Regions from separate parts of the Mus musculus genome. Here region 1 is linked to region 2. Evidence: chromatin loops called from intact Hi-C (ENCODE). Cell type or tissue: left cerebral cortex. All regions are shown on one strand. Links, peaks and the distances in the headings refer to the core of each region. The heading gives the core; the rest is flanking DNA.

Region 1 (15,943 bases), core at 4,582-12,581, 50 kb before region 2:
AAGAAAAGAAAAGAAAAGAACAATAGAAGAAACAGCGAGTCTACCCATGGGCATAACAAGGTTTGGGCGACAGGGATCTGGAAGACTTCTTGTAACAGCTTTGCATAACTCCAGGTTTCCTGGGGTAGGAGCTTTGCCCAGGTCGCCATGAGTACGAAGTGAATCTAGACTATAGAGTGAAACTCTGTCACAAACAAACGGACAGAATGCCAGTTGTTGTATCCCATTCTGTAGGCATGGGTTGTACAGGATGGGGCCGGAGGACCCAGAGTTCGATGTCAGCCTGGGCTGCCCCTTCAGGCTGGGCATGGTAATGCATACCTGTGATCCTAGCACTTGGGAGCCGAGGGCAAGAGGATCAGAAGTTCAAAGCCATCCTTGACTACATAGCGAGTTTGAGGCTAGCCAGGAAGCTAGTGAGAATGTATCTAGAGAATAAGAAGAGGATGGAGGGACGAAGAGAGGGAGAGAGGGAGGGGAGGGAAGGAGGAAAGAGGAGGAAGGAGAGATAAATTGGAGAAGTGGCTCAGCAGTTAAGGACACCTGTCACTCTTTCAGAGGATCCAATTTTGGTTCTCAGAACTCACATTGGGACTCACAAGCACCTGACTGCAAGAGAGCCAGCGCCATCTTGTGGTCTCCATGAGCATGGCACCCACAGGCACAAACCCACAGTCTCACAAACATCTACATATAATTAAACAGAAATAAATAGCCTTCTGCCCTCACACTGGACCTGGAGCGAGGAGGCCTGAAGACACCCAGTGAGTTCATGAGCATCTGTCTATGCTGTGGAAATGTTTCCAAGCAACTGCATCATTGGTGCCAAGGGCCATGCATCCATCTGGATGGAGGTGCCAAGGCTGACAGAGCCAGAGGCTGGTTTAAAACCCTGCTGTGAGGCCATTCACAGGGTGGACAAGGTGGACTGTTCTCCAATTGGCTGAGCCTGATGGAATTGTCTCAAAAAAATTTGACCAGAGGAAATCAAGGAGTATTTATAGGCATAAACCAACCAACCAAACAAACAAAATAATAAAGAAAGGAAAGGTGGATAAGAAAAAAGAAGCTGTGCTGGAGATGGCTTCGTGGTTGAGAACACAGAAGACCCCAGTTTGACTCTCAGGAGTCACACACGGCTCACAACCATCTGTAACTCCAGTTCCAGGGGATACAACGCCGCTTCTGGCCCTCTTGGGCACTGTACGTATGTGGTGCACAAACATGCAGACAAAACGCCCACATGAATTTATTATTGATTTTTTTTAACATCCCGATTGCCCCCTTGTCTCCTCTCTGTCCCTCCATTACAAATTTCTCTCCCTCATTGCTCTCTTTTCTCTCCCCAAAACCAGGAAGCCTCCTTTGGGGGGTCCCCCCACCAAGGGACACCCAGTCAAAGTAGGACTGACCGCATCCTCTCTCGCTGAGGCCCAACCATGCAGTCCAGTTAGGGGACGGGGATCCAATGGCAGGTGACAGAGTCAGAGACAGCCCCTATTCCTATTGTCAGGGTCCCACATGTAGACCAAGCTGCCCATCTGCTATAAATGTGTAGGGGGCCTAGGTTCAGCCCCTCCGTGCTCCCTGGTTAGTGGTTCAGTTAGTGGTGAGCTCCCATGGGCCCAGGTTAGTTGACATTGCAGGTCTTCTTGGAGTGTGCTTTCCTCTCAGGCTTGCTCACTTCTATCCCCCACTCTTCCACAAGGCTTGCTGAGCTCCGCCTGATGCTTGGCTGTGGGTCTCCTCATCTATTTCCCTGTTGGATGAACCCTCTCAGGCTCTCAGGGGATGGGTGTGTCAGACTCAAGTCTGGTTGTTCTTTGTATTCACATGTGTTTTAAAACGAAAGTTAAAAATAAAACAATTAAAAAGTGTAGCCATACAATTGTTGAGTTGCACACACACACAGAGAGACAGAGAGAGAGAGAGAGAGACAGAGAGAGAGAGAGAGAGAGGCCTCCAAGAATATAGTCATTATCATGAGTATACTGTGCTTGAAACACGAACAAACATGCTTATTCTATCAGGCAATGCCAGAATTTGTTGAGTAACACTAAATTCACAATGTTTAGTGGTTTCTGTGATGGCAATTTGTCATCCAGCTACCCAGGCAAACTGGTGAAAGCAACATCCTTTCCAGTCTTTTAATCACTGAAAATAACTCTCAGCACATAGTAAATATATCTACACACACACACACTTGCAAGCTCACATGCACACATACACATACATATGCATGTGTATACTCACATACTCATATGCATACAGAGGCACACACGGCTACACACATATGCACACGTGGACACACACATACACACATGCACACACATGTGCACATAGATACTCATGCACATAAAGGCACACACAGGTACACACACTCATATGCATGCAGGGACACACACATACCATGAGCACACATGTATACACAGTTACTCATATATATACACAAAGGCACACACATATACACATTCATATGTATAGACAGACAGACAGACAGACAGACACACACACACACACACACACACACACACACACACACACACGGATTACAGAGTGAATACAAGTCCGAGGTCCAGAGGCTTCAGAAGTCTGTACAGTAAGGTAAGGCCGTGGGCTAGTGTAGAGAGGGGGCTGCGGCAGGAGCCAAGGAGTGAGGTTTGAGAATGAAGCTGCAGAATTCAGCCCAGGGATGAAAGAGTCCAGAGCAGGAACACCAGCCACCGGTCAGGCCCAGAGACAGATGAACAGGTGGACAGGCAGGCAGGAAATGGAGCTGAGCCAGGGAGTCCTTAGTCCTTAACACATACACACAGTGTCAAAGAAGGTGGGCTGGTGTGGAGCCATGCGTTCACGGCACTTGGCAGTCTAACACTCCATGATAGTGGTTCTCAACCTCCGTACTGCTGTGACCCTCATGGTGTGGTGACCCCTGACCATAAACTTATGTTCATTGCTACTTCATAACTGTAATTCTGCTACTGTTATAAATCATAGTGTAAAACTCTCTGTATTCCAATGGTTTTAGGCAACCCTGTGAAAGGTTGTTTCTATTGCTGTGAAGAGACACCATGACCAAGACAACTCTTACAAAGGTAAACATTTAATGGGGGCTGGCTTACAGTTTTGAGGTTCAGTCCATTATCATCATGGCGGGAAGCATGGCAGCAGGCAGGCAGACATGGTGCTGGAGGAGCTGAGAGTTCTACATCTCTATTGGCTGGCAGCCAGGAGAGGCTCTCTTCCACCCTGGGTGCATAGGAGCCCTCAAGCCCACCCCCACAGTGACGCACTTCCTCCAACAAGGCCACACCTCCTAATAGTGCCGCTTCCCACACGGCAAGCGTATGCAAACCCCCACAGGGTCATTCAGTCCCATAGGGGTCACAACCCACTGGTTGAGAACCACTGCTCTACGTAGTCAGGTGAGGAAATTACAACTTTTAAGTGGTCTGAAGTGTCCAATTTTTATGGCCTGTTTTCTTTGGTATGGTTTTAATGAGCTCATATTGTGCCCAGATTGCAAAAACCCCAAAGAGACTACCAGGAACCACAACTCTGATACAAGCACATGAGAGTGGTTTGTTTTGTTTTGTTTTGTTTTTTTGTTTTTTCGAGATAGGGTTTCTCTGTGTAGCCCTGGTTGTCCTGGAACTCACTCTGTAGACCAGGCTGGCCTCGAACTCAGAAATCCGCCTGCCTCTGCCTCCTAAGTGCTGGGATTAAAGGCGTGTGCCACCACTGCCCGGCTACACATGAGAGTCTTTATTCAAGCTGGAGCCTGGGCCACAAACCTTACTGATGCAACAGGATAGGAGAGTGGCCCTGAGGTCTAGGGGAAGGAAGTTTATGAAGGAAAGAACCGCAAGTGGGGGTTTCCAAGCCTTGGAGTTACATGAGAGGATAAAGGAATATTGGCCTTTAAGCTAATTGGTTTACAGCACCTGTTTGAACCACAAGGAGGGAGCATATATCAAAAAAGGAGCAACTTGGGGACTAGCAAGATGGCTCAGAGGTTAAGAGCACTGACTGTTCTCCTGAAGGTCCTGAGTTCAAATCCCAGCAACCACACGGTGGCTCACAACCATCTGTTATGAAATCTGATGCCCTCTTCTACTGCATCTGAAGACAGCTACAGTGTACCTACTTATAATAATAAATAGATCTTTGGGCCAGAGTGAACAGGGACTGAGGGAGCAGAGCCGACCGGAGTGAGCAGAGGTTCTAAAAATTTCAATTCCCAACAACCACATGAAAGCTCATAACCATCTGTACAGCTACAGTGTACTCATATACATAAAGATGAATAAATCTCACACATATACACATTATATATGTATACATATATATGGAGAACTACACAGTGTGTGTGTGTGTGTGTGTGTGTGTGTGTGTGTATGTATATATATATGTGTGTATATATATACATATACACACACACACACACACACACACACACACACATATATATATATATAACTTTGACCTGGGAAAGGCTTATGTTTTTTTTTTAAATTTATTTATTTTATGTATATGAGTACACTGTAGCTGTCTTCAGACACACCAGAAGAGGGCATCAGATCCCATTACAGATGTTTGTGAGCCACCATGTGGTTGCCGGGAATTGAACTCAAGACCTTTGGAAAAGCAGTCAGTGCTCTCAACCGCTGAGCCATCTCTCCAGCCCCACTTATGCTTTCTTAACCCACTCTATTGTTATCAGTTAGCTGCAGCTGCTATGTCTATTTTGCAACATTTCATGATTTTCAGGAACATCTCATGATTTTTCTCAGACCTCAAGGGTGGGGGCTATGCCTCTCAAAGGGCAAGTTAACTTAGGATGGAGTCTTAAGAACAAAATGAAGTTCATTTTGCTACCTCAGCCCCTTCAAAGTGACCTATTGTGGTGGTTTGAATATGCTTGGCCCAGGGAGTTGCACTATTAGAAGGTGTTGGCCTTGTTGGAGTAGGTGTGTCACTATGGGCATGGGCTTTAAGTCCCTTGTCCTAGCTCTCTGGAAGCCAATCTTCTCTTAGCTGCTTTCAGATGAAGATGTAGAACTCTCAGCTCCTCCTGCACCATGCCTGCCTGGATGCTGCCATGCTCCCACCTTGATGATAATGGACTGAACCTCTGAAGCTGTGAGCAGCCCCAATTAAATGTTGTCCTTATAAGAGATGTCTTGGGCTGGGCAGTGGTGGCACACGCCTTTAATCCCAGCACTTGGAGGCAGAGGCAGGCGGATTTCTGAGTTCGAGGCCAGCCTGGTCTACAGAGTGAGTTCCAGGACAGCCAGGGCTACACAGAGAAACCCTGTCTTGAAAAAACAAAACAAAACAAAACAAAACAAAAAAAAAAAAAAGAGTTGCCTTGGTCACGGTGTCTGCTTACAGCAGTAAAACCCAAACTAAGACACCTACATACTTTCAGTTCACCCCAATAAACTTCTTTAAATCCATTTCCCAAAGTGTCTCCCTGCCTCTCTGTCTAGGACCCGAGCAAGTTTCAAAGCTGCAATTCACTGTGACCAGGTGTGCTCTTGTGTGATCTGAACTGGTCCCCACCCTTTGTGTTGACTGGGAGTGGCTTTGTTGGAGGTCAGAGCTGTTTCTCATCTCTCCTGCTACTTACCACCAAGGTTTGGGTTGCTGTCATTCCCAAGGACCTTGGTTTGGACTTTCCTAGATGCAGAGCCTGAGATAAGAATGGGGTTTCATCCTTGGAGTATGTAGAACAGTAGCATTTTCAGGAAACAAGGACAGAGGAGGTGTTGAAACAGGAAAGAAAAAACCCAAATGACAGGGTGTGATTGAGGTTATTGTGCCTCATACCAGAAGCACCCGTGATGCCCCATCACGAGGCTAAGCTTTCCACACTGCCTCTGCTCTCCTGGACTCAGTGTCCAACCTGGTCCAGGCTATCCAAGTGTCCCCAGATTTGGAGAAAAGTTCTGAGACGGTGTGGTGGTTTGAATGAGAATTGTCCCCAGAGGCTCATGTATTTGAATACTTGGTCTCCAGTTGGTGGAAACATTTGGGAAGGATTAGGGGGTGTGGTCTTGCTGGAGGAGGTGTGTCACTGGGGATGGGATTTAAGGTTTAAAAAGCCCACGTCATTCCCAGTTAGTTCGCTGGGCTTTTGCTTGTCAGTTACACGTGAACTCTCAGCTACTGCTTCAGCACCATGCTTGCCTGCCTGCTGCCATGCTCCCCGCCACGAAGGTCGCAGACTATAACCCTCTGGTACTTGTCAATGGAGATGAAGCTCCAAAACCAGGAAGCCCTTGGGACTGGAGAGACCACAGTGTGTTGTCCAAAGCATTCTTTACAGGAGGCCACCAAACCTCTTGGGCCTAAGCAGTGTGACCAGACAATCAGAGGCCCTGGGCCTGTTGCTGGCTGCTGCTTTCTGCCACTGCTTTAAGGACCATCACAGACTTCTCGGCTTTACAAGCCACACAAGCTAGAGTCTTACAGTTCTAGAAGCCAGATGTCCCCAGGAGTCTCTCTGGATGGAAGTAGAGGTGCCCCAGGGCTTCCATCAGGGGAAGAAGTGTTTCCTTACCTCTCTCAGTTTCTATGCCCTCCACACCCTCCGCCCCACCCCAAACACACCACTCTGGTTCCCAGCCTCTTCCTCCATCTCTAAAGCCAGGACTTTATATCCTCTGATAACAGTGGGAAAACACTCCAGGAAGGTCTGTCTGTCCTAGGCCCTTCCGTTCTCTCTGTCTCACTGACACGTTGGTCATCAGCTCTGACTCACACATGGTCTGTAAGTCATCTCTTCTCACCCAGCAGTCACACTGTTCCCATCTGCTTCATCTCTCAATGGCTTCCCGATTTCAAAATCCAGCCGGTCCAGCCATCCCACCCCAAATTCCAGTATTCGCTGAATGGTTGGTCTCAGTAGCTAAGAAATATGTCCTTAGGTTCAAGCTGCAATAATGCCAAAAAAAAAAAAAAAGAGCTACAAACAAAAAAGCCATATACCTACCACTACCACCAACAATAACAAACAAACAATAAAGCAAGGGTGCTGGCTGGTTTTGTGTGTCAGCTCGACACAAGCTACAGTCATCAGAGAGGAAGGAGCCTCAGTTGAGGAAATGTCTCTCTGATAGGCCCATGAGGGGCCCAGCCTGTAGTGGGTGGTGCCACCCCTGGGCTGGTGGTCCTGGTTCTATAAGAAATCAGGCTGAGCAAACCATGGGGAACAAGCCAGTAAGCAGCTTTTCAGTCATGGTGTTTTGTTGCAGCAAGAGAAACTCTAAATAAGACACCAAGCAACCCCAAGCCAAAAACTAGTTCCACTGTACCCCATAAATATGAACAATTCTTAAGTCTCAATGTAACACGGCCCAAGCTGGGTGTAGCTGCACACACCTGTCAGCCTGGCACCCAAGCAGAGGCAGAAGGAGGTGCCGTGGTTTGAGGCCAGCCTCCTAGGCTACAGAGTGAGGCCGAAAATGTCTGTCTCACAGTGTCCCCCCACCTCCAAAAAAAAAAAAAAAAAAAAAAATCAAGTCGACAGCAAACCTGAGCCCAGAAACCAATTCAATTTTAGTGCATGGTGGTACAGGTGAGTTGGCTTCTTATGGAGGGACGTGGGGGTGGGCAGAGAGTCGTGGGATTGTGGGAGGGTCTGTTTTCCAACCAAACTGGCCTCCTTCCCTTCTAGAGCCTTCTTCGCCTGCAGGCCTTCTACCCAGCTCTCCTCCCCTGGCAATGTTCTAAACCCATATACCTTCTCTGCTCAGCCTTAAGCTGCGTGAGGGGAATCAGGGCTGTGTCCATTCCCAAAGCTGCTATGGAAGCTAAAGAGGGTGCTCACCTTGGCTGGGTATGAATCCTCCCTCTCCGGGGCGCGGTGATGATTAACTCAGTGACTCTTCTGCCCTCTGGCGGTCAGCTTCAGAACAGCAAGTGCCATGTGTTCACTTTCTCGCTATGCTAAAAGTGTCCACTAGAGAGTAGCAGTGTCCTCAACCCTCTGCCACCGGATAGGTGGCAGTCCAACCCTACCTTTTTATGTAATTTTGACACTGTCTCAGGTAGCCCAAGCTAGTCTCCAACTCTACATAGCTAAGACTAGCTTTGAACTTCGGATTCTGCTGTCTCCATCTCCTGAGTGTTGCGATTATAGGCATATAGCATAGTTATGCTGAACTCTAACCTAGTTTTAAATGTGCATGCATGTATGTACATACTTTGTGCTCTTTTTAATTTTTTAAATGGGTCTCTTGTATCTCAAGCTGGTCTCAAATCTGATATGGCATCAGGGATGGCCTCTAACTCCTGATTGTCTTGCCTCTCCTTCCCAAAGGCTGTGATAACAGTTGTGCCCCGCCGCGTTCACCCTTGGCTTTACAATATTAATAATCTCAAGTTTGTCTGCTGCTCTTGGTTTTGAGCGAAAATACTGCTCCCTGGACCAAAAGCAAGTTCATCTCTTACCCTAATTAGTACACCAACCTGCCCTGGGTCTTCCCCTACCTGGCGAGCAGCCAAAGTGCTTCAGTTGTGACTCCCAAATCATTGGGAAAATCCCAAGGGAAAGTCAGAGGCATACATCATTCATAAGCAGAGCCCCGAGTTCTAACCTCAGCATCACAAACCAGTAATAGTAAAAACCAATTGTAGGAGCACTAAACCGGGGGCTGGAGAGATGGCTCAATGGGTAAGAGCACAGGCAGCTCTTCCAGAGGTCCTGAGTTCAATTCCCAGCAACCGCATGGTGGCTCAACCATATGTAATGGGATCTGATGCCTTCTGGTGTGTCTGAAGACAGCTATAGTGTACTCATACACATAAAATAAATAAATAAGTCTTTTTTAAAAAAAAAGGAGTAAAAGACCAATAGAAATAAGCCAATGTGAAGACAGAGCATTAGAGACAATGGCATAGGCTCAGGCTCAGCTTCAAGAGCATCTCTGATGCACACGCACCATTTACTTTGTACTCGTGAGCGTGCACACCGTGACACTCTTGTGAGCATCAGTGTTGGACTGTAGGTGTGAAGTTATGAAAAACACCAAGGAAACAGAGTCGCTGTCACAAGTGTCCTCGGGGCCCAAGAGATGAAAGCTGTCCTAGGTCCCACTGTATGTAGGAATCTGGCTAGAATATTGTCACCAGCTGTTAGACACAGCCACCAACCCAGCCAAATCATCGCCATCCTCCTGAGGCCAGCTGTGTCCCTTGCAGGCCATCCTAGTTGGCCTTGTTGACTCCCTCGTGGAGAGAGGAACAGAGTAGCCAGTCGTGTGCTGTTGTGTCCTGATTGCACTGGCCTTAGGACGGGCAGAACTAAGGCAGAGACTCCATCTACAAAGCCGAGAGGGAGTGGCCTCTTTAAGGTTACCCAGGCCCCTGCCCAGGACCCATAGCTCAGCAAGTATGCAGAGTGAGCACAATAGCTCCCCCCAGTGGATCCTTGTGGGATCTACCCCTTTGTCCTTAGGATTGTAGGAGGAGGTTAGGCACCATCTGCATCTTCCCCAGAGTAGAAATGTTCCATCGCCAGCCCTGGTAAGGGTCACAACCTTGCTTCCTGCTCAGTCCCATGAGTTTGTCCCACAGTGGTTTCTATGCCAAGTGTCATGAAGAAAAGGCTTTTTGTCGGTTCTGTGGGCCCTTGAGCAGAGGGCCTCACTGTAAAATCATGAACACGGTAAGACCCACAGCTGGGTTGTTGATCAGTTAGTTGTTGGAGATCAGGTTGTTTATGCGTTTTTATTGTCGCTTTACTATGTAACCCACAGCGGCCTGGTGCTCCCAATGTAGCCTAGTCCATTTAGAACTTGAGGCAATCCTCCTGCCTCTACTTCCTGAGTGCTGGGATTACAGGCATGCATTGACATACCAACTCAGCTTTGGGCTTTTGCTTGCTGTTTGGTTTTTAGGTTTTAAAAAAACTACCTTTTAAAAATTATTTTATTTGTATGTTTGTGTGCGCATGCATGTGTGCTCCTGTGTGCTGTATGAGTTTATACACACCATGTGTATGCAGGAGACTACAGGAGACAGAAGGCTGCAACAGATCCCCCGGAACTGGAGTTATAGGCAAAGTTGTGAGTTGCTACGTGAGTATAAGAAACTGGTCAAGGGGCCCCTGCAAGAATGTGTTCTTAAATGCTGCTCCGTCTCTCTAGCTCCATAAATACCACCCTTATTGGAGGCTTAGGTTGGCTTCTGGTTCTCTATGTCTGGCTTTGAATTACTGATCCTCCTGTCTCCACCTCTTGAGCATTGAGATCACAGACAATCACTGGCATGCGTGGTGGCGCATGCCTTTAATCCCAGCACTCAGGAGGCAGAGGCAGGTGGATTTCTGAGTTCAAGGCCAGCCAGGGCTACACAGAGAAACCCTGTCTCGAAAAAAAAGAAAGAAAGAAAGCAATGCACAAAAGTGGGCAGAGAATTTGGTCTCTGAGCCTGAGGGCTTGAGTGCCATCCTGGAGCCCATATGTGGTAGAAAACTAGCTCCCAATTCTCTCTGCAAGTTAACTTCTGACAAACACACACACACACACATAAACATACACACACACACAAACATACACACACATACACAAACCTACACACACACACAAAACACATACACACACAAACACATACACAAACATATACACATACATACACAAAGATACACACAAACACATACACAAATGTATACAAACATACACATAAACACACACACACATAAAAACACACACACAAAGCCAGGCGAGGTGGCGCACGCCTTTAATCCCAGCAGTCGGGAGGCAGAGGCAGGTGGATTTCTGAGTTCGAGGCCAGCCTGGTCTACAGAGTGAGCTTGAAAAACCAAAAAAAAAAAAAAAAAAAAAAACCACACACACGATACAAACAGCACCAGGTCCATCCACAACATTGGACTGTAAAATATGGATTTTTTTAACCTTTCTGAGAAAAGAAAAACAAGCAAATAAACAAACAAACAAGCAAAAAACATGTTTAAAGGATTTCAGACTGCCATTGGCTCCAGGTAACCAGAACAATGGAGAATGGAGCCATGAGTAAGGGATGTGGTGCCTCCAAGATTGATTGGTTACTTTTCTGCTTCTGTGACAAAATGCCATGAGCAAGGATGACAAAGCAGTGTCATGGGGAACGGAACCACCAGGCCCCAGAACTCTGCCTTCATCCTGGCTTCATCCACCTTGAACTTTGAAGTGTGTGGTTTTCTCCTAAGAAAATAAGGGAGCGAGTTAATTTTCTTCTTGTCTGTGGGTGAGTGAGTTATGGTTGTAGACTGTTGTTCTGGTCCAGCAGTTTCACAATGCAGTGACCTCATCTGCATGAACTCAGATGCTGTGGTCTCAGAGAAGGCACAGAAGATTAATTAGAGGGTCACTTGGAACAATCGCTACCACTTTGTCTTGTTTGATGTGTGATTGGTTCCTAACTCATCGATTTAAAGTTGTTTGTCTCCTGACTGATGACTTAAATATGATTGTGTTTCAGCTGAGCCTATTTTTCAGTTTGAAAAGTCAACTGTTTTAATTATGAAAAAAAGCAGAGGCTTGTAGAGGGGGAAAAACAGAATGTCACCATGAAATTCTGATCGCTTCTCAGCTTTCTGGCCAAGATTAAAAATGAAACGCACACTTGTATCTGCACTGAGCCGGTTTGCGTCATCCATGCCATTTGTCCCAGCATCTCATTGGCGTCTCTATAATATACCGCAGCGTTAAGTGTCCACACTGTTTAGACAGTCAGGCCATTTCCAACTTTTCCCTTTTACAAACATTGTGTAGTAGAGTGTTTAAATGTGAGTATCTTTAGCCATGATGTCCTTATGGACAAATGGTTAAGATTGGAATTACTATGTCCACATTTATTTGCATCTGAAAAGGGATTATATTTTCTCAAACATATTGTCATCCCAAAATATTTTACCCTTATCTGAGTATATGTACCTGTTTATCCCCCTTTCTTCCCACCAAAACACCTGATGAAAATTTAGAAGTGTTTGCCAGTCTGACAGGCACAGTGTTGCCTGGCTTTGGTAGCTTCTCTGTGGCATCTGTATTTCGTGTTGTTTTCTAACATGTGCATGCTCCTTGTCTACCTGAATGTAGTCTCCCCTGAGCAGTTATTTTGGATGTTGTTGAGGGTTAAACCTAGGGTCCTGTGTGTGCCGAACAAGCGCTCTACTACGGGGTTATGTCCTTAGCTTTTACTGAGTAATTGTTGCATGTAACTCTAAGCTGTTGTATGGACTGTAAATAAATTTCTCTTCTGATATAATTAAACACACACATACACAAACATAGACACAAACACACACACACACAAAAACCACATACACACACACAAAAAAAACACATACACAAAGACACACACAGACAAACACCCAAACACACACAAAAAAACACATACACACATAAAAACACATACACACACAAACACACACACATAAAAATGCACATACAAACATAGACACAAACACATACACACAAACACATATTCACACATACATACACAAAAGCACACACATATACATACAAACACATATACATACAAACACATACAAATATAGGTTAAAGCAGAGCAAGGGCCCAGACACATCTGTTTATCTCTGCTTCTTGCTTTGTTTTGTTTTCTTGAAACAGGGGTTCTCTGTGTAGCCCTGGCTGGCCTGGAACTTGATTTGTAGGCCAGGCTGGCTTTGAACTCACAGAGGAATGCCTGCCTGCCTCTGCCTCCTGAGGGCTGGGACCACGTACTTAGCAGTGAGGTACTTGCCCAGCCCGTGCCCCATACTCTTTTTTTTTTTTGTCTTTTTTTGTTTTTGTTTTTGTTTTTGTTTTTGTTTTTGTTTTTGTTTTTTCGAGACAGGGTTTCTCTGTATAGCCCTGGCTGTCCTGGAACTCACTTTGTAGACCGGACTGGCCTCGAACTCAGAAATCTGCCTGCGTCTGCTTCCCAAGTGCTGGGATCAAAGGAGTGGGCCACCACGCCTGGCCACACTCTTTTAAATTTGTTAACGAATTGATGTTTATTAGTATGGGAGTGGGGTGGGGAACGTTTCTATGCTGGCCACTTTTATGTTGACTTGACACAAGCCGAAGTCATCTGTGAGGGAGAAACCCCAGCTAAGAAAATGTCTCTCTAAGATCTGGTGAGCCTGTAGGCATTTTCTTAACTCGTGATTAATGGGGAAGAGCATAGGCACTTGTGGGTGGTGCTACCCCCGGGCTGGTGATCTTGGGTTCTATCAGAAAGCAGGCTGAGCAAGCCATGGGGAGCAAGCCAGTAAACAGCACCCCTCCGAGGCCTCTGAGTCAGCTCCTGCCTCCAGGTTCCTGCCCTGCTTGAGTTCCTGCGCTGGCTTCCTTCGGTGATGAGCAGTGATGTGGAAGACTGAGCCGTAACCTTTCCTCCCTAGTTTGCTTTTGCTCACGGTGTTTCACCAAAGCAATAACAATGCCAACTAAGACGATTCCACAGCACGTGTGCAGAGATCAGATGACAGCCTCGTGTTCTCTGGTCCACAGGACTCGGTTTGCCAGGCTTGTGTGGCCACTGACGTCACCTGCGGAGCCATCTTGGGGACTTGGATTGATTTGTTTTTGTTTTGTTGTTTTGTTTTGTTTTGTTTTGAGTCAGGGTCTTTCCTTGTAGATCTGGCTTTCCTGAACCCCACCTCAGTAGACCAGGCTGGCCTCTGAACACATAGAAAGCCAGGCTGTTTCCAACCTGGGACCCCAGAGCTGGGGCAGGCAGATACAGGATGCCTACCTATCTAGCTGAAAAGAGCTGTGGGTTCCAGGTTCAACAAGGGATCCCATCTTAGCCAGAGGTGGAGGTGTACCCCTATAATCCCAGCACCTAGGAGGGAGAGGCAAGTGGGTTCTTGTGATCTCAAAGCCAGCTTGCTCTATATCGAAAGTACAGGTTAGACCTGGTCTCCACGGGGCAAGGAGGAACAGACAGACCGATTGAGACCCTCTCTCCAGGTAGGGAGGAAGACCCCACCATCCTGGTCTCCCTGTCTCCCCATTCAAGGGAATTTTTTTAAAAAAAGATTTATTTATTACATGTAAGTACACTGTAGCTGTCTTCAGACACACCAGAAGAGGGCGTCAGATCTCGTTACAGATGGTTGTGAGCCACCATGTGGTTGCTGGGATTTGAACTCTGGACCTTCGGAAGAGCAGTCGGGTGCTCTTACCCACTGAGCCATCTCACTAGCCCCCTCAAGGGAATTTTTTTAAAAAGATTTATTTATTATATGTAAGTACACTGTAGCTGTTTTCAGAGACACAGAGGGCATCCAATTTCATTAAGGATGGTTGTGAGCCACCATGTGGGTGCTGGGGACTGAACTCAGAACCTCTGGAAATGCAGACAGTGTTTGTGAATAACCACAGAGCCATCTCTCTAGCCCCAGGCTTTCTTTAATTTTAATAAAAAAAAAAAAAAATTAGGGGGCTGGAGAGCTGGCTCCGTGGTTAAGAGCACTGGTTGCTCTTCCTGAGGACCTGGGTTTGATACTCGGCACCCACACGGCAGCTAGCTCCAAGGATCTGATGCCCCCTTCTGGTCTCTGAATGCACTGGGCATGCAAGTGGCACACAGACATACACACAAGCAGAACACTCATACACATGAAATAAACTAAAAATAAAAACAAAAATTAAAATTAAAAAAAAAATAGTGGAAGGGTTGAGGGGAGGCACAGATTTGTGGAGGAGGTCCCGGGAGTCAAACCCAGGTCTCCAGGCCTATAAGGTGCCTCAACCCTGGTAGGCACCACAGAGCCTGTCCTGGACTTGTCCTCTTCAGGGGAGGGGCTTCTCTAACTTCCGGACTGCCCTTCATTGTCTGTTCTATTTTGCCTCATCTGAACTTCACTGAAGAGGAGACTGAAGGCAGAGAGAGGGAGGGGGCTCCTTCCAAAGTTGTAAACTGGACCACACTGGCCCAGGCAGGCCAGAACATACTGGAGAGAGATGGCCCCTCGGCAGATGGCCTCTTGCTGCAAATGGCTTCTTGGGCCCTAGAAAGATCGCCCTGAGGACAGGCAGGGTGTGTGTGACCTCATAGTGTGTGAATGATCTGAATAATAGCGACCGACCCAGAGCTCCAGCTGCTGCTGGTTAGCAGGGCAGGCACACCTATCCCTAGAGCACTACTGTGTGTGTGTGTGTGTGTGTGTGTGTGTGTGTGTGTGTGTGTGTGTGTGTGTGTATGTGTGTGTGTGTGTGTTTGTGTGTGTGTGTGCATGTGCCAACTGTGCACAAGTATGGCCCCACTCAGGCCTAGGGCAATGAGGGTGCTCCTGCTCCGGCTAGGGGAACCCATCACCCCTGCCTGTCCCATGGGTAAGGTTTCTGATCCCTTTTCTCAGGAAAGCTGTAGTGCAGGTGACTGGCTTTGCACACAGTAGTAATTTCGAAAGAGGATGGATATTGCTCAGGGCTACAGGCTCAAGGAGTCTTGTGCAATGTTGGGGGCAGGGGAGGAGGTGGTGGCCAGAAACTGTTGGTGTCGCTTCCCTAAGCATCCTGGGCTGCTCTCCCCAGCTTAACCTCCAAAAATGCCCTGTGTGGGGGAACAGAGGTCAGGAGGTGGCTCAGCTTTTTGTTGGGCGAGGATCCAGGAAGCAGCAGACCAAAGACTGATTTAACCAATCAGTTGGTTGACTGATTGACTGATTGGGTTTTGAGATAGGGTTTTGGGTGGCTGTGGCTGGCCACAGCTTCTCTAGGTAGCCAAAGCAGGCCCTGAGCTCACAGAGACCCACCTACCTCTGCCTCTGGAATGCTGGGATTAAAGGCATGTATATCACCACTGCCCAGACCTATTTATTATTTACTGAGACTCCCTCATTCTGTAGCCCAGGCTGGCCTGAAACTTGTAGTAAAAGCCTTCTTCCTCAGCTTTCTTTAGTGCTGAGGTCACAGGCACAGAT
Region 2 (8,000 bases), core at 1-8,000:
CGATGAGTGGAGGCTTCAGAGATTAGGACAGCCTTGGGGTGGGGGTGGGGGCACTGTCGTGCCAAGTGTCCAGACATACAAAACGTTCTCTCTCATGTTTTTTCCTGTTAGAAATCCCTTCCTTGCGACATATGCAAAACTGTTGTCACCGAAGCTGGGAACTTGCTGAAAGATAATGCTACGCAGGTAAGGTACTGGGGAGGAGGGTGGGTGTGGGCTGTGATGGAGACTGTGTGTCTGGGCTCTGGGGGTCCAGAGAGGAGCACTATTGGCCAAGGGGTGGCAGACACGGATGTCTGGCTTTCCAGGTCATACATATAGGCTTGACAGTACAAGCTTATGTTCTTAAAGATTTTATTTTTGTGTACGAGTGTTCTGCCTACATGTGTAGATTTGTACCATCTCTGTGCCTGGTGCTCAGGAAGCACACAATTCCTTTTTTTTTTTTTTTTTTGAGGCAAGGTGTTCCTATCTTCCTATCTCAGGCTACCCTCAAAACTAAGTTATACCTGTCTCTGCCTTCAGAGTGCTAGGATTAAAGGCTCTAGCCCTGGCTGTTTGGTTAACCCAGAGCCTTGCTAGGTAGCCCAGGCTTTCCTTGAACTTGCTCAAGCCTTTTTGCCTTAGCCGTCTGAGAGCTGAAATTATGGGCCTGTACCACCACACCCAGCTTACATACTGCCATTTGAGAGTATGTGCTTGGGGTCTGGGGGGTTTACCCATCGGTGTGTGGGCACGTGGAGGCCGAGGTTGACCGCGTCTCTTGACGTAACTCATTTCAGCTAGACTGTCTGGCCAGCTGCCCCTTTGGATCTGCCTGGTCTGATACACAAACTTACTGCCCCGCCTCCCCCAGCACTGGGGTTCGGGGTATACTTTGTCAACCCTGGCTTCTGTGTACATGGATGCTGAGGGTACAGACTTAGGCCTTCGTCACTGATGGGGTCGCTTGCAGGAGGAGATCCTTCATTACCTGGAGAAGACCTGTGAGTGGATTCATGACTCCAGCCTGTCGGCCTCGTGCAAGGAGGTGGTTGACTCTTACCTGCCTGTCATCCTGGACATGATTAAGGGCGAGATGGTAGGTGACTGGGTAGGGCCCTTTAAGGCACTTCTAGGGCCCAGAAGGGCCAGTGTGTTCGTATTCCCGGCTTTGGGTTTCTCCTGCAGCTCTTCTTCATAGGGCTCCTTGCACCAAGTGCTGTAGCACGGTGGGTTTCCTGTTTGATTTTCTGGGCCAGGTGCCTTGGATTCCTGACTCCTGCATCCTGTTGATAGGGAGAAATGGGTAGCCCTTGTCAGGCCTTTATGTCTAGAGCAAGCGCATGGCTTCATCTCTGTGAATGCAGAAGTCATGAGTGACCGTGAGATGCAGTGTGGGGTCAGCTACTAGTATACTCACTTGTCACTCAGCAAGTGTATACTGTGCCCAAACTGGGTGTCCGGAGCCGGCAGCGAACCAGGAGCTAGTTCTGTAGAGTCTGAAAGGCTTTCAAGAAGGGGGATTCTGAAGAAGCCAGCCGGTGGGGCTAAGAGTGCCAAAGATGGAGCCAGGGGTTTGTGAGGAAGGTGTTCATTTGATCCACAAAGCCTTCTGTGTCCCATGGAAAGACACCCAGGAAGGACAGCACACATTGCTAGGAGGTGTGATGGCAACAGATGGAAATTGAGTTTTGAAAGATGGATGGGCTAGCCAAACTCAAGAGGGATACAGGAGCTTTAAGGACTGGGAACAGCGTCCAGGTCTCTGGGAAATTTGCTGAAGTGGCCACTCCAGGAAGCAGGTTGAGCGGGGTAGAATTGAGGTGGTCGCAAGTGTGAGCCACGGTAAGAGATCAGGATTTGTGAGCTGCACAGATGTGTGTGTGTGTGAAGTCAGTCCGGTGCCTTAGCTTGCAGCTGTGAGCACACTGGCCAAACATCGGTCTCTGACTCTTCCCCTCTCCTTGGTGGCTCATTTTTCTTTAAGGAAGAGCTGATGATGGGCAGCAGTGACACTGGGGGGCTGGGAAGCCTGCAGGTTAGACACCTGGTGTGCAACTTCCTAATCTTCTAGGCACACTGAGTGAGGGAGGAACTGACTGGATGACAACAGGCTGCCCTTGGGAAAGGCTCTCAGCTGTCTCTTTTCCTTTCCAGAGCAACCCTGGGGAAGTGTGCTCTGCGCTCAACCTCTGCCAGTCCCTTCAGGAGTACTTGGCCGAGCAAAACCAGAAACAGCTTGAGTCCAACAAGATCCCGGAGGTGGACATGGCCCGTGTGGTTGCCCCCTTCATGTCCAACATCCCTCTCCTGCTGTACCCTCAGGATCACCCCCGCAGCCAGCCCCAACCTAAGGTTAGCTGAGGGTGGGTGGAGTCAGGGCAAACACAGCAGAAGCGCCACAGTGCTGGACAGAACACAGGCTCTCCCTTCAGGCCATGCCCCACTGCCTGCCCTTTCAGTACTTTGGCCTGAGTGAATGGCCATGGGTTAAAAGCCTGGTTCCCAGGAGCTGCTGAGCCTGTCTAGTGCTGTGGCCGCTTGTGAGATATGGCTTTCTCCCTGGAGCTTGTTGCTGTTCTCTTGTAGGCTAACGAGGACGTCTGCCAGGACTGTATGAAGCTGGTGTCTGATGTCCAGACTGCTGTGAAGACCAACTCCAGCTTTATCCAGGGCTTCGTGGACCACGTGAAGGAGGATTGTGACCGCTTGGGGCCAGGCGTGTCTGACATAGTAAGCCTCTATCTAGCCCCATGGTTTGGATAATGTTCTGAGCTAGGGTAGCAGCAGGTAGTGCTACCTTCCCAGTGGCCCCGAGGAAGGTGCCTCAGGGTTTCCCCGGTGCGTTTAGTGAGACCTAGATGTAATTTTGGTTAGTTGAATCTGCAGTGGAGGAAAATCACGTTGGGAAAGCTGTTTTTTCCCCTCTGTCACCATGTACTAAAATGTGTACCATGCACGACACATGCACGGCTGTCAGAGGACAACCTGTGGGAGTTGGCTGTGGGTCCTCAGGGATACAACTCACTCTGTCTGGCTCCATGGCATCCCCCTTCTAGAACGAAGGGCTGTGGTCTGTGAATGAGGCTCACAGCTCTCTTTTCCCACAGCAGTGGGGTTGCCTGATAAGCAGCTTGAAGGACATTGAGTTCTGTGGTCTCAGAACTCACTTAGTGCCCGAGAGCCTGTGAATGGCCTTGGAAGATCCCTACTGGTGTTTTGCAGCTGTGTTCTCATCTTGCTAACAATGGTCGCTCTGTGGCCTTGGGAGGCATTTGGGCTATCAGACACTGAGGACTGCCAACTCCTGTTCTGACATCTCTACAGGTTTTTAAGTAGGGGGTAGAATAACTAAATTGCTGTAGTATCTTAGAAAATCTTAAGGGGACACTTCGATCTATTCTGGGAATTGTTGTTCCTTGTGAGAGCAGGTCTCTCTGTGTAGCTCAGGCTGGCCTCGTCCATGGTTGTTGGGATTAGAAGCCCGTCCATGTCCGTCTGCAAGTCACCAGTTGGCACTGTTGAAAAGCCAGTTGGGCTGTGGTGAACTGAACCTCTGTCTCTCTGCAGTGCAAGAACTACGTGGACCAGTATTCCGAGGTCTGTGTCCAGATGTTGATGCACATGGTAGGTGGCGGGACCTCCGCTCAGTGTTCGCATTGGTAACTCCATGCGTTGGGATTCCCCTTTTTCCACTTGAGGGCCAGAGTAAAACTTCTCCTCACGATCCCGCCCATCCTTCCTCCCACAAAGTCTTCCTTAGCTAATGTGATCCCTGGACTGCCCTGGTAGCCTAGGTCTGCTAGTCTGTGCATGCATGAGCTGGCTGTCAGATTGCTAGTGTCTGGCTGAGCGCTGGCATCTGTATAGGAAGGAGCATTGCGCCACTGAGCGGGTGGGAGATTTCAAAGGGAGCCCGTGTTCTGGGTCAGGAGGAAAGAATCAGCTACAGCTGCTGCTTGTTCCCTAGCTAAAATTGGCATCTGGTAATGTCCAGGGGGCGGGGTGGGGTGGGGCTCATTGCCTGAGAGGTGGGACATGGGGCATGGGGGATATCTAGACTTGAACCGTGCTGATGTGGCTGGCAGAGCTGAGTGAGTGGGCGAGATGCCCTGCTCTCCCTCTCTCACGGACTGTCGTGAGTCCTTACTCATGCTTGAACCTGAGCCCTTTCCTGCTTTGTATATACTTACTGTCCAGCTGCTGGGCTAACCTGCTGCCCAAGCGGTCCATCTGGCTGGGTGGCTTGTTTGAGATCATTGCTCGTGCCCCAAACAAACATCTAAAGACAGCTTGTAAAGACCTCCATGGTTAAGATACCCTTTGATGTGGAGTGGCCTGGTGAAATGCTTCCTTCAGGGAAGCTACCCGTTTTTATTATAATGGGAAGTTTTTTTTTTTTAAGTTTTTTTCTGTATCAAACAATTTGGGTTTTGAAAATATACCAATGAAATCATTTTGTATTCCATCTTAGTTTAATTTGCCCTTTTCCCTAAAAACAATAGCTGGTTTTTTTTGTTGTTTTTTGTTTTTTTTTTTTTTTATAAAAGGGGAAACACAGTTTAATTTTCCTTTTCCCCTAAAATTATTGGTCTCAGTTTCTAGTTCTTACTGCATGTGGCTGCCTTTACCTCCCAAATGCTGGGGTTAAATGATCACTCCCTACTAGTCATTACTCCTGTATGTGGCTTCATATTAAGCCACAGTACGGATAGAACATAATTCATATGACTTTCTATGACCTTTGTGGGTACAGCAGACTGCCTCTGGGGCGACAACATCCTTTCAACCATCCCTGTTTGTCACTTAGGGTAACTGCAGCTGGAATTCCCAACCAAAGCCCACACACCCACCTTCCAGGCTGGCAGCTGGCCTGAGGTTGTGGAGTCTGCTCTGTGTGGAGCTTAGAAAGGCCAGAAAGCTCGCGATCAGCTCTAGGTGGAGGCCCTTCACAAGGACAGTTTCCAGCAGCCACATGCATGCTGTCAGGGCTGGACTAGCTCTCGGCCCCATCCATCCCTTCCTGCCAGGGTGTTGCCCTTAAACTCGATGACATCCCTCTGCCAGGTTAACTGCTCCATGGTTGTTTTAATTTCTCTTAACTGCTGTGTCCTTTCCTTTCTCATTGACTCCTCCGATTTCCTGTTTTTTTGTTCAACAGCAGGATCAGGTATGTGACAGAATTTGCTTTTGGTAGTAGTCTACTGCTTCTAGTTGTTGGCTATTCTCTCTTTTATTTTATTTTATTTTATTTATTATTTATTTTTGCTTTTTTTTTTTAATTTTAATTTTTTTTTTTTTTTTTTTTTTTTTTTTTTTTTGGTCTGGCATGGTGAGCTCTGACAGGTACCACGAAGGGTGTCCCCGTATGTCCTTTCCCTTACGTTCAGCACTTCAGATCCTGGGGGCCAGACGGTGTAGCTACCAGAGCCTATGCCCAAGTCAGCACATAGCACATCACCTGTTACCAGGGTGGTGGTGGCAAAGGCCGAAAGCCAGGGCCCTGACAGAACACTTGTGTCTTTCACAGTGGGTAGCATTGCATGTCTTAGCGCTGTCCCTCACCCCAGTGCTTCTGCATGGGCAAACTAGATGCAGACAGTGGCCTGGCCTGCTGGGTGGAGAGCCTTACACATGGCCTCTCGATTGTGCCTTCTGCCCTTTAGAGAGTGGGTCTTGGGGCACCTAGAGCCTCAGAGATGGCATACTGTGGGAATCAGTGCTCAGTCCATCCTGGCCGAGCCAGTGCCCGAGTGGGTCTGTTCTGAACATTGCTTCCAGGCTCTCCGGTTTGAGTTCTAGAAGCTGAAAGGCATTTTGAATCTCATAAGGAAGGGCTTAAATGGAAATGCCTGAGTTTTCATTTATGCTGCTTCAGACAGAGCGCCCCCGCCCCTGAATCTTGCCCACCCCCACCCCTCACCCCATCCCACCCCCCTAAAAAAAGGTTTTGTACCTTAGTCTCTCTCTGGCCTTGATCTCCTAATTGTAAGGTGTGTTAAAGCCAGGGAGTTTAGGAACCTGCCCTCAGTGTATCTCAGTGTGCGTGCTCTTGTTGTCAGCACCTCTGCTCCTGCGCTGGGCTCAGCCGAGGGCTGCCACACGCAGTTCACACAGCACCACACAGGGTCTGCGGATGGGACTTGCTCTTGGCTTTCGCAGTGTGGTGGTCTGAATATCCACACTCATTTCTCTCTGGCTTGGTGTCAGGATGGTGAGAGGGGATCTGTGTGAAGCCCTTGTGACGAAATATCTGATCAGCTCAGGTCCTGGGCTCTCACATGCCCTGGGTACAGTTGTGAGCACAGAATATGGCTTCTGGGAAAAGCGGCCTTTCTTCCCCTTAGTGTACCAGTTTACATGGAACTGTCACTGAAGGGGGGTTTCCATGTGATTTTAATTCTGACATAGTCACATTGGGCTTTCTGTGAGATCATGAGCCTTATAGTTCCCATCCAGAGAGCTTACCCCTGACAGTGAGCTGGCATACGTAGCCTGGCTGTGCTTGGGGGTACAGAAAGTGCTAGAAGACTATCCTACGGTGAGGGGCGCTTCCTCTAGGTGGAACTGGGTGTACACGCAGTGATCTTTATTTAACTGGAGCTGCCAGCCTGAGTGGGAAGAGGGAGCTTTACACGAGCCCTCAGCTCTGCTCTGCTGTGTAAGGAAGGGTTTGAGGGCAGCATACACAGGCTGTCTAACACAGGCCATGCTTTCTTCAGCAACCCAAGGAAATCTGTGTGCTGGCTGGCTTCTGTAATGAGGTCAAGAGAGTGCCAATGAAGACTCTGGTCCCTGCCACCGAGACCATTAAGAACATCCTCCCTGCCCTGGAGATGATGGACCCCTATGAGGTACCTTCTGTTGCTGTTCTCTGCCGACTGGAACAGATACCCCATCCTCCCATGGTGTCACGTCCTCTCCGGGCCCTGCCTGCCTTCTGAATGTGTTTCGAGTTGAAACCTGGAGGAGTTCTATACGTGCCCATAATCTAGATCCTGGCTTCACACCTTTAGGAAACATGTGGTAAAAGCATGCCCGAGGGGTCAGGTCCCAGCCTTAAAACACTCTCCTCTTGTCCTTCACAGCAGAATCTGGTCCAGGCCCACAATGTGATTTTATGCCAGACCTGTCAGTTTGTGATGAATAAGTTTTCTGAGCTGATTGTCAATAATGCCACTGAGGTATGCTGGCCTCCTTGCATGGGGGCGGGGAGGAGTGCTCAGAAGGTGCCTGGGTGAGTTGGGGGGGGGATGGTTCTCCTGGCAGATATATACCCCAGTACCCAGGAGGGAGGTCTCTAGGGGAGGGCTATAGCACCCAACTCTGGACTGGCTCCTGGCATGCCTTGCATCTCTTCTTTGTGTCCAGCTCCAGTCTGATGCGCCTTTCGCCTGTTTCAGGAGCTCCTAGTTAAAGGTTTGAGCAACGCATGCGCACTGCTCCCCGATCCTGCCAGAACCAAGTGCCAGGAGGTGGTGGGAACATTTGGCCCCTCCCTGTTGGACATCTTTATCCATGAGGTAAACCCCAGCTCTCTGTGCGGTGTGATCGGCCTCTGTGCTGCCCGCCCGGAGTTGGTGGAGGCACTTGAGCAGCCTGCGCCAGCCATTGTATCTGCACTGCTCAAAGAGCCCACACCGCCAAAGCAGCCCGCACAGCCCAAGCAGTCGGCATTGCCCGGTAAGTCCACGGCACACTGAGGGAAGAAGGGGCCGCTCTCCATTAAGGAGCACTTGCCAGTGTTAAGCCCTGTGTCGTCCTTTCTGTAGCCCATGTGCCTCCTCAGAAGAATGGTGGGTTCTGTGAGGTGTGCAAGAAACTGGTCCTCTATTTGGAACATAACCTGGAGAAAAACAGCACCAAGGAGGAAATCCTGGCCGCACTTGAGAAGGGCTGCAGCTTCCTGCCAGACCCTTACCAGAAGCAGGTATGGGCGTGTCCGTTCACTGCTAATGTTCCAGTGTGTGTTGGGGGCGGTGCTGGGGGTGGTGGTGGTGTCCCTGTGTGCTCTAGGC

The links. A loop is a pair of places that touch in the nucleus more often than their neighbours do. Peaks named below come from ENCODE experiments on the same cell type or tissue, not always from the same donor. Only the 100,000 strongest peaks of a DNase experiment are listed, where the experiment ranks them.
Region 1: a loop joins it to region 2, with 2.0 times the contacts of the local background. A loop is called at or near these places in 8 of 42 quality-filtered maps.

Annotation. Positions count from the first base shown.
Region 1 is chr10:60,237,333-60,253,275 of GRCm38, forward strand. No RefSeq gene overlaps it. Among named protein-coding and RNA genes, the nearest start is that of Chst3, 26 kb to the left of the region's middle. In left cerebral cortex, for the core only: CTCF peaks have their summits at 7,939 (motif pointing left), 8,146 and 9,415 (motif pointing left); DNase peaks (open chromatin) are centred at 7,922, 9,440 and 11,659.
Region 2 is chr10:60,292,394-60,300,393 of GRCm38, forward strand. Psap (prosaposin) reads left to right here. Exons shown (of 15, transcript NM_011179.3): 3 at 112-186; 4 at 956-1,081; 5 at 2,140-2,337; 6 at 2,572-2,715; 7 at 3,553-3,609; 8 at 5,144-5,152; 9 at 6,705-6,836; 10 at 7,071-7,166; 11 at 7,386-7,665; 12 at 7,755-7,912. Among named protein-coding and RNA genes, the nearest start is that of Psap, 19 kb to the left of the region's middle. In left cerebral cortex, for the core only: no CTCF peak of the experiment used is centred there; DNase peaks (open chromatin) are centred at 3,771 and 6,515; H3K27ac peaks cover 1,473 bases.